Regions from separate parts of the Mus musculus genome. Here all the other regions are linked to region 1. The links are chromatin contacts, found by Hi-C or POLR2A ChIA-PET in ENCODE. All regions are on one chromosome and are shown on one strand. The core of a region is the stretch at or near the end of the contact, and the rest is flanking DNA. Distances in the headings are between cores, read along the strand shown.

Region 1 (4,041 bases), core at 599-3,098:
GAGAAACCCTGTCTCGAAAAACAAACAAACAAACAAAAACAAAAACAAAAAACAAAAAATATATATATAAAGAACAAATAAAGTGAAAACAGATATACTTGAAGCCATGACTTAAAGACTATAGAATAATTAACCCAGAGACCAATCCTTAGGAAATGTTTAAAGGGATAGGATAGGGAGATCCCAGAAAAGAAAATTTAAAAAGTGATCACCAGAAGAAACAGCAGCACAGAAGCACAAGGCAATAAATGCCAAAGAGTGTTGAACAATGGCAAAGCAGTAACAACTAACGCAATCCTTAAAGGTGAGTGGAGGAGAGAGGACTGGCAAACGTGGTGATTAGAACAAAGAACATCGAGGGGGGGGAGTTATATGGAAATGTTGTAATGGAAGGTATTACTTTGTTTACTAACTTTAAATTTCCAGTTTTTAAGAGAGAGGAAGGGAGAGAGTAGTGGAAGAAACCAGCCCCAAATGTGTACGAGCTTGCGCACATGAGCACACACACAAAGCTGCATACTGTGTGCATGCATTCCAGTGGAGGGAGTAGAAGCAGAAACAGAAGCAAATGGATCTGGAGCTCAAAGCCAGCCTGGGCTACATAGACTCTGTCGAAAGGAAAAAAGAAAGAAGAGAAGGAGAAGGAGGAGGGAGAGGAGGAGGAGGAGGGCTGGAGATGTAGCTCCGATGGTAGAGGACTTGCCTAGCATGCCTGGATTTACTCTCCAAAACTACAAAACTGGATGTTGTTACAATTGAACCACAAGTTCTATGGTCTACTGTCAGAAGTTGACACCAACTTAGGCTACAGAAAATCCTCTCTCAAACAAAAAACAAACAAACAAACAAACAAACAACAACAAAACAGCCAAAAGGGGAAAAAAGTGAAGCTTATTCTACTAGCCACAATTTCTAGCTAAAGGACAGGCAGGACAGAAAAATTACAGGTAGGAAAAGTAAAAATATTTGCCAATCATTTTATGAGTATTCAGAATTAATAGCAGCAACAAAAGGAAATGTCCTGGTGCTCAAACGCTATGCGTGGCTGGTGTAAGAAATGTGGAAGTGTCAATGAGGAACTATCTCTTGTTTATTCTGCATTGTTATTGCTATAGCTAGTTATTAAGTGTTGTAACTTTTGACATAGATTTTTTTTAAAAGGTTGATCTTTTGGGTCAAATGTCCCCAAATGTGCCTGTTATTGGTCATATGGAAAATTTGACCTTGTCTTTACAAGGCTCGAGATTTGACTCTGTAGTTAAGACAACAGGAAATGGACTTCACTTGGAACTTGGACATTTATCTTTGTGTTATAAAACCTTTAAAATATGGCTAATAAGAAAGGCCGTCTAGAAATCTTTAAAATGTGATTTTAAGAAAACATCTGGGGGAAAGATTTAGACAGGAGAGATCATGGTCTACGTAGTTCAGGGTGACCCAAAGTTGCTTCCAATCTCTTGTCTTGCTCTGGGGAGAGGAAGTGGTGGGGTTAGGGGTCCTTGAACACACTTGTTGCAGAAGACGATGGATGAACTAGGGTTTTATGATCCTCCTATTTCCATCTCCCCAAGGCCTGGATTGCAAACCTGTGCTTCGACGCCAAACTTTAGAATTGTTTTTAAATAGATTTCTAAATTCTTTAAAGTTTGAAAACCTTAAAACTTTTATGTAAATTTGCTCAAGATAGCTAGGAAACTACATTTCCCAAGAGTGTACGTGGCAAGTCGCCACACTGGTCTGGTCGCTTTACCAAGAGGCACACTGGGAAATGTAGTTCTCCGAGCAGTGGGGCTCACAACGTTTTTGACGGAAGACTGGGAAGTGCGCCGCCAGTGGCAGGACGGGGACCGGACAAGGACTCTGCACAACCTCAATTTTGTGTGTGCGGTCCGAGAAAGGGTCTAAGTCATCTGTACTTCTCTAAGCAAGGTGCTGGCCACGGTTCAATGCTGGCGAGCGACTCGGAGGTCCCTGAAAGGAAGGTGCCAATCGCGGAGGGTCGAGCTGGTACCCGCCCCACCCAGGCTGCGGCCGCGCGGGGAGGAAGCGCGCACAGGCCGAGTGCAAAAGTTTCCTTTTCTGCTTTCCAGTCAGAGAAGCTTCAACCAACCGAGGGTGGAGATGCCTGACTTCAATTGGAAGAGAACCCGGGAGCCAAAGGGGTTGAAATAAGCGACTTCCCGGAAAAACAAACTATCAAAAAACCTCTCCCCACCACTAGCCATGGGCAGCCGAGATCACCTGTTTAAAGTGCTGGTGGTGGGGGACGCCGCCGTTGGCAAGACGTCTCTGGTCCAGCGCTACTCCCAGGACAGCTTCAGCAAGCACTACAAGTCCACCGTGGGAGGTGAGCGGTCACGGGTGACTAGGAGCAGGGGTCGAGGCTCGCAGCCGGTAGCCTCTGGGTACCGAGGTTGCCTCTAAGGGGTCCCCAGCCTACCTACAAAGATAGGGCCAAAGTATACAGGTGAGAGATGGTGAAGGGGTCTGAGCCGGGGACTATTCACCGCAGAGAGCAGAGCCCTCCCGCAGCCATGCGCTGCCCAGAGCAACTTCTCCAGTCAGCAAAGTCAGCTGAGTCCCGGTTCAAGTGCAGGCTGGGGCAGTTACCCTGCTTCCTACCAGCATCCGACGGGTGTTGAGGAAAGAACCCCGTTACCTTAGGAGGAAAGCCCAGGAGCTAAGCAGTCAGAGGTGTGGGGAAGACTGGAGGACAGATTCCGGTCAGGTCTGATGAGCCCTATGGTGTCATTAGTGAACTGAGTGGGAAATGTGAGGAATTCACGAAAGAATGTGAAATACCCTCGAGTGGCCTGTCGTCTTCTCTTGCACTGGGGAAGGCAGGGAGGAAGAGAGAAAGAAGCACTAAAAGTAAATTCATTTCTTTCCCAGTGTGGCCTTTGGACTCTGCTGAACTGTCCACCTGTCGGTCTGTCTACCCCAAACACACAGACACAGACACAGATACACACAGACACACACACACCTCCACCACCACCACAAGGAGAAGGTAGTTAACAAGGTTACAGTAATGTGAAAGAATAAAATTACATTTGTTTTTTTTATTTTGTTTTGTTTGAGACAGGGTTTCTCTGTATAGCCCTGGCTGTCCTGGAACTCACTCTGTAGACCAGGCTGGCCTTGAACTCAGAAATCTGCCTGCCTCTGCCTCCCAAGTGCTGGGATTAAAGGCATGCGCCACCACGCCCAGCACATAAAATTACATTTGTACCAACACAGATTTACATGTGAAAGTTTTTTTATTAACTCTTTTCTTTGAAATGAAAACTTTATAGAATATTTCAAAAACTGTTTCCTGACTACTTTGCCCACCACTCCTAAATACAAGTCCTTATTTCATGGATTTTGGGTTAAAAATGTCCTGTGAATTAATTTTTACCAGTGGACTGTTTTCCGACAGTATGAACATACTGATTCTGGCAAGTTTTGTTTGTTTTTCCCAATGTTTATTATAAATTCTCCCTCGTTTTCACTTCTGTCACAGATGTAGAAGAAAGAATATGTTTCTGAACTGAAATTATTCTGTGTTTCTCCTTAACAAGTAGCTTTTCCAGCATAGTGTGGTTGTCTCTACCTTTAATTCTAGCATTCAAGAGGTTGAGGCAGGAGGATCTCAAGTTGGAGCTAGGCTCTACTATCCGACTTTGGGAGGTTCCCCTGGAATAGCTGTTCAGTCCAACCTCATGGAGTTTCAGCATCTGCAGACCCGTGGGGGATTCAGCACAGCTCTTAAGCAGCATCCATGTCTCAACCTCTGCCATCTTGTTCATTTAACCAGTACCTGCTGGACATATACCATAGCCTTAAGGAGGATACAGAGGTTTTCACTGTATTTTCTCATAATACTGTTTGATTAGATACTAACAGTGAAGTTAAGATGGAAGATACAAAGCTAACCACCTTACCTTCCTTTCCTCCATCTCCCCCACCATTCTTTCCTTGAGAACCCCCCACTTAAAAAACATCCCAGAAACCATTTAACCTGAGAACAGGAATAATGGTCATAACCATGCCCATAAC
Region 2 (4,041 bases), core at 1,031-3,530, 43 kb after region 1:
TTCACCCTTCGCAGCAAATTAAGCTGAAGCAACTCGGGAATCAAGTTTGAGAAAAGTTAATAAAATTCTTTGTCTAATTTTCCTCTGGTCTCTACATTCTTGCTATGGTATACACACATGCACCCATGCACACACACACACCAGAGACATATAAAAAAAATTTTAGAGATGGGTTTTGGTGGTGGTTATGCAACAACATGAATGTCCTTAATGCCACAGAAGTGTAAATGGCTAAGACCGCACATTTTATGTAAATTTCCTTTTGTGTAGCCCTGACTGTTCTCAAACTTGCTCTGTAGACCAGGCTGACCTTGAACTCAGAGAGATCTGCCCATCTCTGCCTCCTGATTGCCAAGATTAAAGTCATTTGCCACCACTACCCAGCTGTTAGAGATTTTTTTTTTTACCATATATTTTTTTAAGTGAAGAGGAAATGACGTTGAACGGAAAGGATCAAGAATAACTTTTAAAATTCTTCTCTTTTGCTGCTTTCTTCCCTTAGATAAGTAGAATTTTACACTGGGAGACTTTCAGGAAGCAGATAGTGATGTGGTTTGTTGCTTAGGGACTATATCTTCACTTGGTTTTGTTGTTGACTCAGGGGCTTTCGCAGTCCAAACTGTCCTCAAACTCCCTATGTAGCCAGGCATGACCTTGAACATCTATCTCCTTGACTGATGGCATTATAGGTGTGTATCCTCTTGTCCAGTTTCAGGAGGTGATGAAGATTGAACTCAGTGCTTACTGTGTGCTGAGCAGTTACTCTCAGCTGAGCAACATCCCCACTCTTCAAGTGAAACACTGGCTCTGGCAAGTATTGAAATCGATTTACAACATCATAAAGTGTGTTAGTTTTCTATCCGTATGACTTGAAATATCAACTTACAAGAATACATTTATTTTTCTACAGTTTCATATGTTTCCATTGAGGGCTGCTTGGTCCTAGGGCTTTGTGTCTGTAGAGAGCAAGAGCATCATGGTGAAAAGCATTTCAGCAAAGTGAAACAGATGACATTGTGTTTACAGGCTGCAAGCAAGAAAGACAGAGGGTGGTCAAGTCAAGGTTCCCACATCATGTTAAAGTGCTCACTCCTAATGTCCTAACTTCTACCAGGTCCTGCCTCTTAAATCTTTGGCATATGGGTCCCTAGGGAACATGGAATCCAAACTATAACAGGAAGTAAATCCTAGATATTAATACAAAGATACTGTGCTCTACTTCTGATTTAGGCATTCAGTCTTGAGGCAACTCGAACTACTTTTTTTTTTTTAAGATTTATTTATTTATTATATATGAGTACACTGTAGCTGTCTTCAGACACACCAGAAGAGGGCATCAGATCTCATTACAAATGGTTGTAAGCCACCAGGTGGTTGCTGGGATTTGAACTCCGGGACCTCTGGAAGAGCAGTCAGTGCTCTTAACCACTGAGCCATCTCTCCAGCCTCCCTGCCCCCCCCCCCCGAACTAATTTTATCTTCTATTAAAAACGGAACCTAACACTTAAGCCCAGACTAAAGGCCTTTCAACATAGCACCTTGTTTAGTTCTAGTAATAAGGTAGCCTTGTATCCTACTCTACTCATCATAAAACTGAGGTGCACAGAGGAAACCTAGTTAAGTACTAAGTGGTGGACTTAGAATTTTGAAGCAAGCGTTTTGTCACCAGTCTCCCTCTTAACCATTAATCACCTCTTTCTCTTTGAAATGCTAATATCAGAAATTGAGGTTTTAATGAGTGTTAAGTAGCTCTCAAAGATCAGATTGGGTAGAAGATATTCCTTGTGAACCCAACTCTCTACTTCAGCAGCGTGACTGAGCCCTGGGAGGTTAACGCTGAAGTCAGAGTACAGGATTTCTAAGATTAAGGTCAAATTTTTGAACCTAAGTAATTTCCCTCCAATTCTTAAGTGACGAATCTGCTGCCTATCCCATGAGTCTTGCAATTAGCTGATTTGCAAAATAATCAAGTCAGGAGAAATTAAATCCATTACAGAACCACCTAGTCCACAGAGAACTCTATATAAATCAGGTTATTTGGCAGGGGGTCCAAGATATAACCCAAGCCGAATCTGCAGCTCTGGCGTGGAAGACAGGGGGCGGGCAATCGGCGACCATTTTTGTTTTGCGGCCGTGCGCTCTCAGCGCATCTTGACTAACAGGACCCCATGGAGGAGGCGGGGCCTATCCGGGAGTGGGGCGGGGCTGGGAGGCGTGATGATTCAAATGGACTAATGACTAGGGCGCATCTGACAGGAGTCACCAATGAGCGGGCGTGCTGGGGCGGAGCGCACAAACCCTACGGGGTTTGGTTGCACCGCGGCTTTGGCGCATTTTCGGCTGGTTTGATTCATCCATTTTGAAGAGACGGGGGAGCGGGGGGCTCGTCAGATCCAGGGACCTCAAACCAGCAGCCGCCGACTCTTGAGAAGCCAGCAGCCCGGGGCTCGGCAGCAGCGGCCCCGCCGGCCGGAGCGGGGGGGTGGGGCGCCGAGTGCGCGGGGAGGGGGGTCCTGGTCCTCGGCTCCTCGACTTGGTCGCGCCTCGACAGCGAACATGTCTCGGCCTGTCAGGTCAGTGCGGAGTCCAAGGCCCGGGGCGGGCCGAACGGGCTGGGGTGAGTGGCGAAGGACCTGGGCAACGGGCCTGGAGTCGTGCTCCTGACTACCACGCGCGGCCTTCTGTCGGGGGCCGCGCGCGCCCTTGCGCGTGGGTGCTCGGCGGCGCGCAGGATGGCGGCGGCGCGCACGGGCGCGTCGCCTCCACCCCGCAGGGTCCGGGTCGGCTCCGCGGCCGCCCCCACCTCCGCCATGGCCCTGGCGTGGGCTTGGCGCGCACCAGGCACACCATAGGCCGCACCCCTGGGCCCTGTTGGAGCCTACGGCCGACCCGGGTGCGAACACGGAGGACTCGGTCCTCCAGAGGCTCGCCGGCTTAGCGTTTTGGCGAGCGAGTTGCTTGTGCCCCGCCGCCCGGCCCCGCCTCCATTCTCGGGGTCGCGGCAGGCCCCGCCTCCTAGCCCGGCCTGGGCGGAACCCACGTTTTCCTTTCCCCTTGGGGCAAAAGTGAGTTTTGACACTGAGCCCCGTAAAATAAGGGCCACAGCCTCTCCCCACTTGGGAGTTCTGAACGCATTAACCCCAAGTTTTCTCTTTCCACCGCTTGCAGACAAATGCCCTTCCTCCAGGGACGTGCTTGTTAACCCAAATCCCGTGTGGTTCTCGTTCCCCCTCACCCCGCAGTACGCGTCTCTTGCTACTTCTGTAACCCTCTCTTTCCCCGTGTGACGTTAATCGTAAATGGACTACGATCCACTAGCGATCAGACTTTTATTCACATGGCTTCAAGAAGTTTTCGGTTTCCCCTCACTCGGTGGGCTCCCCTTTAATGCCCTCCAGAGCTGTTGTATAGAATGTGGCTTGGGTGGAGGGTGTGGTTTAGTCCAATCTATTAAGGCCTGAGAGACAGAGGGACAGAGACCGAGACCAAAGTCAATAGATGTTACTTGTAAAGGAGCTTTACCTGGCCCCATTGCCTTTAGTTCTTAACTATTTTTACAGTTATGAATTCATTTCAAGTTTTGGTATCGAAAGTATCCCAATACCAAGGAGAGGTTTGGATCTGGCAACGGTTTTGTGCCCCACTATGTCTCCTTGACAAGATAATCTATTGGTGGTAGATTACCACCCCTCCCACTCGCGAGAGGGAACTGCGGAGGATGAATTACCTACCAGCTTGCTTTTTCCATTCTGTTTTAACCTGCACCTCCAAATTACCATGTCTTCTGTGTGATGTTTGGGAAGTAGTCAATATGACTGTTCCAGGTTATAGTGAGTTCTTTGAGGACATAAATCTAACCAAACTGTACCACCAACTCAAATTACTTTTTTCTAGACAGGGTTTCTCTGTGTAGCCCTGGCTGTTCTGGAACTCACTCTGTAGACCAGGCTGGCCTTGAACTCAGAAATCCGCCTGCCTCTGCCTCCCGAGTGCAGGGATCAAAGGCGCCACCACTGCTCAGCTGAGGTCTCTTGTATAATA
Region 3 (4,041 bases), core at 1,001-3,500, 39 kb before region 1:
TGGGAGTTTGAGGCAGCCTGGTCTGCAGAGTGAATTCTAGGTCAGCCAGGGCTACACAGAGAGACTATGTTTCAAAAACAAAAAGATGCCATGGCAGATTCATAAAATAACAATACCTGGAAACAACTGAAATCTGCATCAACGGATGCAAATTGCCCTGTGCTCGCTTAGTGACATCACGCTGCAATGAAGGTGAATTAACAAATGGTACTGGGGTTGGGGATTTAGCTCAGTGGTAGAGCGCTTGCCTAGCAAGCGCAAGGCCCTGGGTTCGGTCCTCATCTCTGGAAAAGAAAAACAAAACAAACAAACAAAAAACAAATGGTACCATGTGTGATGTATGAGTAAGAGAAACTAAGCACAGAATAGTAGTGCCTCCTGAGAGGTTCTGTTATAGAAAGTCCAAGCGCTCACAGACAAAATGAACAGTGTCAGACAGAGGCCACCCTAGGGAAGAGGGTGAGAGAGTGACCAAGGGAGCTTCTGGGGTGGCAGTAATGACTGAATTCTTCCTTTTGGTGGTGGTTTCATCAGCCTGTTCCCTGTACCATAATTTGGTGGTCCATACTCTAGGTTTTACGCACTTTCCCATATGTTCAGTTTACTTCGACTAAAAAGAAAAACTTTTCAAGTAGATAAAGAGTATGGGGGTGGAAATAAGAGAAGGACAAAGATTTTGTTTTTAAGTTGCTATTGGATGAAAGTTTTTGGCCTTGAGGCAGAGTCTCAACTGTATAACTCTAACTATGAGGCACTGTCTCTTGGTAGACCCAGACGACCTCATATTTGTAGAGTCTCCTGCTTCTGTCTCCCAAGGGCTAAGACTGCCAACACTCAGGCAGCCATATAATCAGTCTTAGTTTTCCTCTCAATCTATACTCATTGTGCACAAAAACTGGTCCTTCTGGCGAAGACCTAGTGTTGCCCAATCTAGGAGTAACTTCCATATCCAAACATAGACTTGGCTGTGAAACCAAAATTGGAGTTCAACTACAGTGACATTTGCTGGGCCCTTAAAAAATATAGACCTTTGATATCCTAGCAGCGGAGCTGAGCCCGGGGTTGCTGGATTAGCAGGTGGGGACAGGTTTTTGTGGCTACATTTGTTATCATTGTCCAAAGGAATGGCCCTCTCCAGTTGCTGTTGAGCATGTGTGCTCAGTAGCCAGCACTCTTTTTCTCTCCTATATACATCCTATCCTTATTCAACGGTCTAGAGAAATGCTCAATTGCCCCAAGGAACCTTTCTAGGGAAGAAAGTGACAGGAAAGGAACCTCTGGTCATAGGCTCTATGGTCTAGAAAAATGCTCAGTTGCCCCAAGGAACATTTCTAGGGAAGAAGGTGACAGGAAAGGAACCTCTGGTTATAGACTCTACCGATGAAGGGGGAAAGGCTGGAAATGGGAGTTCCTTTATAGGGAGGTCACATCCCCTTCACAAAAACAACCCAAAGAGAACTAACTGGTACTGATTTTGGATTGATGAAGTGAAGACACCCCAGGGAGGAAGTGGCAAAAGCGAGGATGAAAACACTTTGATTCCACAAGGTGCGTCAGGGAAAGTTGGCGTTCATTTCGCCCGGGATGGAGACTTCTCTCCCACGGGGCCACGATTGGGTCAAAGGAAACCCCCGCTCCCCTCCGCCCTTACCTCATTGGTGTGTGTAGCCCCAGCCATGAGTCTACCAAATTTTCCCTCCAGTCTGCCCATCCCCACCCCTATCAAGGCTGGAACTTTATTAAGGCAGATTAAGGTTCGGTCAGTCGCCCAGAGGAACAAGGAACCTGGAAGGAGAGATGAGGAGCCTGATGAATAGGAACTGTGCCCAGGAAGAAGGTAGGGACTGGGCGTGGAGAAGGAACACGCGATGGCTGCTGCGGCCCGGGCGATCGCCAGCTGGCCGGCTCAAAGGGGTGGTTTCGGGTCTTCTGGAAGGCCCAGAGGCTCACTAGAGATAGTCAAGATTCAGGAGTACATGCGTAGCAGAACGCTCGCCTTGAGAGGCCGTGGGAACTCAGGAGCGCAGCACCCGCCCGCGCTTGAGCACCGCGAGCCCACAACACCCTCCAATTCTGAGTTCCCGTCACTCTGCTGCGTTTTCCCCCTCACCCCGCCCCCAGCTCAAGAAACGCCGGGGAAATGGGCGGGGCCTGGGCGGGGCCCGCCCCTTTTCCTGCTCTGATTGGCTGATGCAGTTGTCCATCCTGACTCTATTCTTGATGGAGGGGGGTTACCACCCGCTCTGCCCCAGATCACGTTTGCCACCCACAGCCAAACACTCTTGTCCAAGTCCGCGGGCAAGAGGCGATTGGGGACGAGCGAGCTCGGCATCTCAGGCCCAGTCCGGTCCACACCAGCCCGAGGCGGAATATCCTGATCGCCCCCCACCAGGCCACCTCCCCTCGTGGAATCGGAGCGGCGGCCTCACAGGAAGGCAGAAGCGAAATGTAGCGAGCCGGGTGTCGCGGTTGGACGCTCGCCTTGCCTGGGGGTGTAGCGGGGAACACGCGGGGGCTCGAGGAGGACGGCTGAGGGGGAGGAGTGATGAGAAGAGGGGGTACCCTACATCCCCCAATTCCGCGGGCCCCTGCTACCACTCTCCAGGCGCCCTTTCTCCCCAGCAAGGCGCAGGTCAGTGTTGTTGGGTCTGGGAGGGAGGGAGACGAGGGCGGGGGACTCCAGGACGCAGTGCTTTTGCAGTCTTGAGTTGCCGGGAGTCGGCGGAAATCAACTAGGCACTCCTCCTCCCCACCCCTGTAGTTGGGGATACCTAAACCGGGCTTTTTTGTCCATCCCCGCTTGGAAAGGAGACGCGGCTTCCTAGAGCCTGAGGCCCATCGGTAGTGGCTTTACTGCTGATGTAGTTGAGAGACTGGCCTGCTCCCCTTGCTAGCCCCCTTCCAGGTCAAAGTGGCCTGCCAGAAAGACGGGAGGGAGGGGGCAGTCAGGTTTTAGCGAAGGAACTCAGAAACTTTGCTGGCTCGGGGGCGGTGGACTCAGACTGAGTGTTTCCTCTTGGCTGACTAGTGAGGATCTTTGAAAACAACGGTGCTGTGTTAAGGTGGCTTGGCTGGTGACCGAGTTAGTGGAAGACTCATAACTTGGGCCCTAGAGTTTGATTCTGCCTTAACCAAACTGGAGTTGACTAATTGTGAGTGTTTGGAATACTAACAGCCTGTTCATCATACCTGCAAAACCCTCTGGATTTTTTTTTTTTTTTTTTTTTACTATTGAGAGCCATGCTGGTGAAATGCAACAAGTTGGTGGCAATTCGTGGGGATTCCTTTAAGCTAAGAAAAGCAGGGCAGGCAAAGACAGACATGATTTGGGAGTAAATGCATATTAGCTTGTGACACTTGGATTTGCCTGACTTTGTTTTTCTTTCCTCTTTCTACACCTTTTACCGATGATATTTTTGTTTTTAAGAGTTACACCATGTCTGGCTGTCAGTAACCCGAGAGGAAAGGGGGAAGGCCAGGCAACCAAAAATGTAGGAATAAACAGTAGCTTCACCCTCTGTCTCTTCAATCTAGTTAACTGCCGGGTCCTATCTGACAGGCTCACAGGATCTAGCATAGAGAGAAGTGTAAATGCAGCCTGGACCAGGGTTTAGCCTGTGGTTTCTGTAACACTCGACTTTCAAGGGCAAGAGTAAGAAGGAGGCCTCTGGTTCTTGGCCTTGGTCTTGGCCGGCTTGCCCTGCCCCGGTTGCCTGGGGAGTTCTCCTGGCTTCCTCTCCCATCCCAGCAGGGGGCTAGGACAATTAGAGGTCTAGGGATGCTCCCCTCAATGACCAGCCTCTCTGTTTGCCCTGTCTTGCTGTTGCTGTCTTGTAATAAGTCACTCAAGAAGAGTGAATGCGTAGGGAGTTTGCATCTGAATCTGTAACTTTACTGATAAGGGACTATACTTAAGTAATACTGAGTTCTTATCAAGATCCGAGAAAACAACTAATCACATCCCTGCCCACCCCAGGTTGCTCAGGAGGCAATGCCAAGGTCTCCTATGAAGCATCCTCCTTTTGGGTGGTGGTTTGCTGG

Evidence for each region. A loop is a pair of places that touch in the nucleus more often than their neighbours do. ChIA-PET counts read pairs that join two places held with the same protein, here RNA polymerase II (POLR2A).
Region 2: a map of heart shows a loop between it and region 1 (8-fold over the local background). The contact joins the promoter of Nucks1 here to the promoter of Rab29 in region 1. A Hi-C loop is called at or near these places in 8 of 37 maps with a recorded cell type or tissue (T-helper 1 cell, T-helper 2 cell, gastrocnemius and 2 more). POLR2A ChIA-PET finds 5 or more read pairs at or near these places in 1 of 5 experiments (Patski).
Region 3: a loop to region 1 is called in a map of heart, with 4 times the contacts of the local background. The contact joins the promoter of Slc41a1 here to the promoter of Rab29 in region 1. A Hi-C loop is called at or near these places in 6 of 37 maps with a recorded cell type or tissue (heart, regulatory T cell and v-Abl transformed pro-B cells). POLR2A ChIA-PET finds 5 or more read pairs at or near these places in 4 of 5 experiments (Patski and embryonic stem cell).

What each region holds. Positions count from the first base shown.
Region 1 is chr1:131,865,429-131,869,469 of GRCm38, forward strand. It overlaps Rab29 (RAB29, member RAS oncogene family), which reads left to right and starts at 1,849. Exons shown (of 6, transcript NM_144875.2): 1 at 1,849-1,982; 2 at 2,091-2,347. The coding sequence starts at 2,224.
Region 2 is chr1:131,908,178-131,912,218 of GRCm38, forward strand. It overlaps Nucks1 (nuclear casein kinase and cyclin-dependent kinase substrate 1), which reads left to right and starts at 2,281. Exons shown (of 7, transcript NM_175294.3): 1 at 2,281-2,573. The coding sequence starts at 2,557.
Region 3 is chr1:131,825,762-131,829,802 of GRCm38, forward strand. It overlaps Slc41a1 (solute carrier family 41, member 1), which reads left to right and starts at 2,251. Exons shown (of 11, transcript NM_173865.3): 1 at 2,251-2,632.